Regions from separate parts of the Homo sapiens genome. Here regions 2 and 3 are each linked to region 1. Evidence: chromatin loops called from intact Hi-C (ENCODE). Cell type or tissue: MCF 10A. All regions are shown on one strand.

Evidence for each region. Hi-C counts contacts between places; a loop is a spot of excess contacts. Peaks named below come from ENCODE experiments on the same cell type or tissue, not always from the same donor. Only the 100,000 strongest peaks of a DNase experiment are listed, where the experiment ranks them.
Region 2: it touches region 1 in a loop (12-fold over the local background); 21 of 110 quality-filtered maps call a loop at or near these places.
Region 3: it touches region 1 in a loop (11-fold over the local background); 9 of 110 quality-filtered maps call a loop at or near these places.

Annotation. Positions count from the first base shown.
Region 1 is chr21:35,049,988-35,052,487 of GRCh38, reverse strand. No RefSeq gene overlaps it. Among named protein-coding and RNA genes, the nearest start is that of RUNX1, 1.9 kb to the right of the region's middle. In MCF 10A, a CTCF peak has its summit at 1,082 (motif pointing left); a DNase peak (open chromatin) is centred at 997.
Region 2 is chr21:35,839,202-35,841,701 of GRCh38, reverse strand. No RefSeq gene overlaps it. Among named protein-coding and RNA genes, the nearest start is that of MIR802, 120 kb to the right of the region's middle. In MCF 10A, a CTCF peak has its summit at 1,302 (motif pointing right); a DNase peak (open chromatin) is centred at 1,311.
Region 3 is chr21:35,615,302-35,617,801 of GRCh38, reverse strand. No RefSeq gene overlaps it. Among named protein-coding and RNA genes, the nearest start is that of MIR802, 100 kb to the left of the region's middle. In MCF 10A, a CTCF peak has its summit at 1,475; no DNase peak of the experiment used is centred here.

The DNA.
Region 1 (2,500 bases):
ATTTGAATTGCACCTTTATCTAAAGAAGTGAGAGGCCTGTGCGGAAGAGAGATGTGTCCTGTGTGGGCACCATCATGAGTGTCCAGGAAAGAACATCTTTAATAGCTGGGCTTCTAGGGCTCCCTAGCTGTCTCAAACCATTGGATTTGCCAAAAGCAGGTTATAGTCATCCCATGAAGCTTTGATGTCTACGTCCCAATTTAAAAATCATCCCTGACCTCACTGTCAGCATAGCATGGAAGTTTCTGGATAGGACATCTGTTAGAAAACAGATTTAGAAAATAAGGAAAATCCACGCTACATAGAGAAAATTCAGTAGCATTGTCCTCCTGGGATTTTAGACTCCATCCAATTTGGGTGGTCCATCTCTGCCTCCATTTTCTGGCCAGAGAATCTACTTTATAATAGACATGTGGAGTTCAGAGATAGCATGCGGCAATCATGTAATGAATATCCCTAACAGAGGGTGCTTTGATTGGATTGGACTGCACACAGAAGTCTATACATTAATTACAGGGTTATGCAGGTAAACATCTGTCAACCCTTTCTAGTATTTTCATAGGGCCATTAAAAAAGACACCTGAGCATTTTCTCCCCACCCCGCCCCCCCACCCATGGTGGCATTTAGAAGCTGCAGCCAATATGAGCGAGAATGAAAACTGTCATCCAATTCCTTGGCAAAGCCACAGTCCACTGCAGACTCTTGGGTACAATCCCCAAGCCAGAAACCCAGGGTCTGAGTCACTTGCAGGAACTAGGACAGAGGGTGTGGGTCAATACACAAACTTAAAGAGTCCTAAACCGTTCTAGTTAAGTTAGGATTAAGTATTTCTCCAGGCGGTTCATTGATGACAGACGTGCCCTTTTGTCTTGGGCTCCTAGGGAAGTGGTAAGGCCAAGTTCACCAGCAGCTGGCTGAGGCTTTACTTATTGTCATGACCTGGAGGGTGCCCAGAAAAGCTCCAACTGTTGCCTCACCAAGCTGCGAAGTTATGCTGCGGCTGCCGTGGCTGTTAACCCCGCCCAGGAAGGCCGTGCAGGGCCAGCGTGCAGGCCTTTGTATTCTGCCCCCTGGTGCCCTGTTGAAACCTCAGTCCCGAAGATGACAGCGTATAGTGAGGCTTCAACGAGCCCCAGCCTTAGAGTGTCTTTACACTCTAACCTGTCCTACAAAGACCCCACTGGAAGAAATAGATATCTGGCTAGAGCTAGGCCCAAAGAGAAAAGTTGAGAATTCAGGCCGTTCACTGCCTCATCCAAACCCTTCTCCTAAGCATCTGGACACCTAAGGCTAAAAGCATCTGGGGAGTTTCTAAAATTAAATCTCCCAAGGATATTCTGTATGGCCCCTTGAATTGCTAAGTCATTATTAAGTGTGAGTCGACTCTGCAGTGGCAGCTGCACATTACAGCCCTCGGCTCTTAGGGCCCTTCCAGGGAATATTAAGTGTGGGAGAGAAAAATGAACCTGGTTTGGGGTTCAACTCAGGCTTGACTTTATTAGGGAGGGTAACAACACAGGCCCATTATGTTCATTATGTTCACAGGGGATTTGCACTGAGAAGCAATATGAAACACGCATCACATTTAAAGATTCACGAGCCTCATAAAAGAGATGTAGCACTATTATTCTTTTTTAGATGTTAGCAGTGTCAACATGTGGCCAGCTAACTTCTCACAAGTGTAAGAGAAAGCGGTCTGTTGAGTTTCAATTCCTGCTTTAGTCAAAACAGGAGTAAGTAAAAATTGTGTCTGTTCCTTTTGAAAGACTTGTGCCATGGAAGCTACTATCGTTGTGGGTCTTTGTGTGTGTGAAATTAAGTGGATGAGGGAAAACCGAGGGAGTGTTGTGGGAGTTCAGCCTTTCTGAAGTGCCTGTGCTGGCTACTGCAGCTTAGAATCCAGGACTGGCATTTACAACCCATCATCACACAGGTTCTCTTGACCCTATGTGTCGAAATTTCACGTGCGCAGAGTGCTATGGCGGATGTAGGCAGAGCAGAGCCAAATGAATAAGGTAGTAAATCAGGAAAATAAGCCTTTCTTCATCTTGGAACTACAAAACAAAATGACGTTTTAGTTGTCAGCAGGTAAAGCCAGTGGGGCCGGAAAATGAAATACGTGTGACCACAGTGGTTTGCCCACTTACAAAATTATCCTGTTTTTAGCATCTTCAAACAGGCATGTCTTTCTAAGGTAGAGGACGCGCTATATAATATTCATTAGTCAGCCCCAGGAGAAGTGTCTCCTCCTGGTTCCCCTTCTATTGTGGCATCCTCATGTGCTCAAAGTGTAGTTTTACCTACAGGTGTAAATTAGCCTATTGATTTGAATTGAACTAGAGAAAGGCAATACAGGGAGCTTTCCCAAGTGACAATACAAATAAACATCTGCAGAGTAACCACTGCTTTGTCCCAAATACAGAAATTCTCTCTGCTTTGTTTTCCTTTAGCTTCCTAATTTGTGTGTGTGTGTGTGTGTGTGTGTGTGTGTGTGTGTGT
Region 2 (2,500 bases), 790 kb before region 1:
CTGGCCAACATGGCAAAACCCTGTCTCTACTAAAAATACAAAAATTAGCCAGACATGGTGGGGTGTCTCTGTGGTCCCAGCCACTTGAGAGGCTGAGGCAGTAGAATGGCTTGAACTCAGGAGGGAGAGGCTGTAGTGAGCTGAGACTGCGCCACTGTACTCCAGCCTGGGAGACAGAGTGAGACCCTGTCTCAAAAAAAAAAAAAACAAAAAAAACCCAGGAAATGCTGATGCTTTCTAGGCCCTGGAAAGATCACCTCACCAGAGGCTATGGAGGCCAGGCTCTGTTCATGGAACCACACTCTGTCTTCTCACTCTGCTGTGTCCTGGCGTTGGCTCTGAATTAGATTCTTGGGACCTCAACATCGTCTCTTGCTCCTGGACCTTGCTACTTTCTTTCCAGCCTTTGCTTCTCACCTCCCAGATTGGCCCCCATGGTGTGTACTCAGAACTGATGCTGCCTGTCACTGAGGTTGCCCTGCCTTGGCTCTGTATATTTGGATTCAATAGATCTTGAGAGAAAATGAACCTCACAGACATCAGAGAAGAAGAGAAGACAGGAAGTGGACCTGTAAATCTCCAGCCCTTTTTATCTCGTTAGGTTGCTTTGAGGTCTCCTGGGAGAGAGGCAGGAGCAGATGGTGTCTTAATGCCTGGGCAGGAAGAAGATGCTGAATTAGGATCACTCCTAGAAAAGGTGATGAGTCAAAAGGTTTTTACCAGCACCTTGGGAGGCTGGGGCAGGTGGATTACTTTAGCCCGGGAGTTTGAGACCAGCCTGGGCAACTTGGTGAAACCCCATCTCTACAAAAAAAAAAAAAAAAAAATTAGCTGGGCATGGTGGTGCACATCTGCAGTCCCAGCTACTCGGGAGGCTGAGGCACAAGAATCACTTTAGAGGTTGCAGTGAATCAAGATTGCGCCACTAGACTCCAGCCTGGGCAACAGAGCGAGACCCTATCTAAAAAAAAAAAAAAAAGTTTTTAGTGTATACCTGAAGTAAATTCATTATCAGAATTTAAACTTAAAAATGATTTGCATATGGCTTTTTGTCTTTCATGTTTTATTGTATTTTCACTAAAAAAAACAAACCTTAATATGTAATCAGTTCTATTGCTATTTTTGACTTCACCTGTTTTGATCTTTTCCCTAATTTGTATAGTCTCACTATGTTTTTAAACATTTTTGAAGTCATAGAATTTGTCTTTCTGGAATTGGAAACTTGCATCTACTAAATTTTAATAACTTTTCTGTTGAGCTGATTGTACTTAGAGAGCACTTACTATTCAAGCAGCCCTACAGAGCCACTAGGTGGTGCTCACATGCTATTGTAAACAGATTCAGCTGTTGAAGTTAAATTATTTGGAAAAACACTTTGTCTTCATTTTAGGTAAATGCAGAAATTGGCCCTATATACTGTATGTGCTTTTTGGATTACAGATTTTTCAGCTCCCTTCTCCTTTATTGACTGCCTTTTCCACTATGGCATTATGGTTAAGCAGAAAGACTCTAGAGTAAGACTAATTTAAAACACTGGCTCTGTCATTCACTTACTCTGTAACCTTGGGTAAGTCACTTAACTTCAATTTTCTCATCTGCAATGGGATTAATAATAATACATACCTCCTGGAGTGGTTGTGAGAATTTAAAGGTAAGTATATATTAAGCACATAATGTTATATGTGTTTGCGTTTATTATTAATGTTTTTGTTTTTGTTATGGCATTGCTAATCGCTTAGACAAATGTTTCCTAGTACCAGTCCAAGGACCAGCAAAATCAGAATCACTTAAGGATCTTATTTAAGATGTCAGTTTCTGAGCTCTATACCTGGAGCATCTATTTGAGTCACTTTGGGGTAGGGCTTAGGTATGCACATTCTTCAACAGCTTCTCAGTTGATTCTAAGGCTCAGCTAGATTTGGGGATATTGTTGTCTACCCAAGTTCAATCAAAGTGTGTGAAGCTAATAATATTTACATACTAGCAATTTCCAATTCCCCTTCAGTATGTAGTGTGCATAGTCCAAAGCTCTGTCCCCTGGATTTCTTCTCTCCACTGTCATTCAAGGCCAGCTCCTGAATGAGGCAGTACTGCGGTCACTGGCTATTTTTGGCTTGTATCCTCAAACTCAGCTGACTTATGGGTCAATGATACTCTGACTTACTGATTTAATCTTGGGTATTTTCCTCCTCCATGGGCTGGTCATAAGGGACCTCCCATGTGGCCATAGGTGTGAGCTCAAGAGAGGCACTGATGCAATAATGATGAATAATATGGGGTCTGAGCTACCTGCTTGCATAGCTTGCTATGCCCTTGATGAGGATATACCGTTTCCATCTTTCCATCAATTACTGCTGCACTTGCCCAGCTGTGTGGCTTTGTGGGTGTGACAGGACCTGGCTCATCATGAATGGCTGATACTTGGTGTCCCGTGGTCAGATATGCCATGTCTTCCAGGGCCCAACAGCATGCTAGGAGCTGTTCTTTCCAAAGTTATATC
Region 3 (2,500 bases), 570 kb before region 1:
CTTCTGGTACAATGTTAAATAGAAGAAGCTAGAGTAGGCATTCTCGTTTTGTTCCTGACTTGCTTTGTTGCCTTTAGGAGAATGCTTCTAATTCTTGACTATTTTGTATAATTTGGATAGATTCCATCCATCATATTAAGTGAATTCTTTCCATTCTTAACTTGTTTAGGATACTTGTTTTGTTACCATGCAAGACGTTGAATTTTGCCTTTGTGCTTTTTTTGCATCTATTGTGGTGATCATATAGCTTTTCTCCTGTAATGGGCTGTGAATTATATTTGGAGATTTTTCTAATGTTAACCTAATCCTGTATTGCTGAGATAAATCATACATGGCCATCATGTATTTATTTAAGTCTTATGGATTTAGGTTACCAATATTTTATTTAGGATTTTTGCATTTCTAGTCATAAGATAGATTGATTATTAGCCTATAGTAAATTTTTCTTTTAATGTCCTTGTTTTGGTTCCTAGGTTATATCAGTGTCATAAATTGAGGTAGGGAGCTTTCCCTGGAATAATTTGTGTGAAAGAGAACAGTTTGTGGAATATACCTGCAACGTTATTTGGTTCTTCACACTCTGTCTTTAGTGTTAAGGACAGGATGGGCCAAGGAACCTGCTGTATTATCAGTGGAGGCTTGGTCCTCAATCCACAGCTGATCTTCTGTCTTTGGGATCTAGGCTGGGCTATGAGGATCCCATTTTTCACTTTTTTGCAGATGCTCTTGGCCTTGGGCTCCATTGCCCCATCAAGGCCCAATCAAACACAGACTTAAGACCATTTCATTGTTCTGGTTGAAGGATTTTCAAGAAACCAAGTAACTAAAGTGAGAGGTAACCTAAAGAACATACATGGACGTAAGAGATTTTGATGTGTATTTTCTACCAACCCCAGTAGGGAAATTGGAAGCTTCTACCATAGTTATAAGATGTAATTAACCTGCTGAATAAAACCTTGTCTTCATTTTTCCCTGGGTTTCCATTTTGCAGAAAATTTGGGAAAAAAATCCAATTTTCAGAGCCTATTAAAAAAAAAAAACTAAGTCACGTATTCATTTTTTTTTATCTTGGGAAAAAATGTCTCTATCAGAATTCAGGCTCTCACGGGCATAGGCCCTGTTTATTCCTCTTTGAATTCCTAACATCGAGCACAATGTCTGGTGTGGCACAGGTACTTAGTAAGCGACTGTGTGTTTGAGGATGTTTGTTGTCCAAATTACTTACAACATTGATGTCAAAATCAGGCCAGGCAATGAATATCCTATTTTCAAGGGAGAAAACTAATTTTATTTCTGTTTGAAACTGAAAGTTCTTAAACAAACAAGCAAAATGATGAAAAATTAAGGTGATTGAGAACATTGTTAATACATACTATTTTATCACTTACGCAATATGTAAGCTTCTAATATTAAATGCTCTTTGCTTGTATTCACTGCCTGCATTTCTTATCTTGGCCTTTTGGTGTCATTCTGAGATTAATCTGAAAAGCATATTAAGCAAGGGTGAAATTATTTCCCTGGCTTTGGGTCTTTCTTCCGTCTCTGATTTGAAGTGAAGCTTATTGTGCCCGAAGTGAAGTTTATTTTGCCCGCAGTGAAGCTTACATAACTATCTTTTTCAATGTTGTCCTAACTTTGTGCCTTATGTGATTGGGAAACTTTTAAGTGTAGAGAGCACCAGTGGTAGTAAAATAAGCCCTTTTTTATAGGTAGTCTAGAAAGAGCTTTTTCTGAAATACTTTTTATTACCATGTATGAGAAATTTTAGTGAAAGCAAAACCAAGGTTCTTAAGCCATACTGGGATCTGATTTGTTTTCAATGATCTGTGAAATAGAGGTAACCGCTTTCCATGGGGCTGCAGAGATGATGAACCTCCTAATGCTTCGTCTTTCTGTTCTGCACATGGTCTGGTCACCTATGAATAAGTATGAAAATGCTTCGGACTTGAAGCCCATCGCCAATCCCAGTGCCAGACGTGTGTTTGCTCTTCCCGTTCAACTTGCAAAAGATTACGTGTCTCAACAACTTTTCTCTTTTCCATCATTAATTATGTTTTTCCTTCATTCATCATTTTAAGGCATATGCTTAATAAGATAGACTTTTTTATGCTGTAATAAATAAATTCATAAACAAATAAAATATAAATATTGACCTATAGGGTCACAAGTGAGAAGCAAAAGTTATGAACTCATTGTATTTGGCTGTTATTATGTACACTGTGTATATACCCATTACTATATACCCCGGAAGTTCACAGTTCCTCATTCCTGTAGGCTGCATTCATTCTCAGGAAGGGGAGCTGGACTTGTCTCCTGAATCTTTAAACAACAACACAATCTGAGATAATCATTGTATTAACTCTATTGCTCATGGTATGTCTGCCACTTGCTGGGTACTTGAGTGGTTCAACTTCAAATTTTGTGGCTACAAAGACACAGGAGATCCATTTCTCAAAATATTCCATTTTAATTCTGATCCTATCTGAGCAATATAATAAAG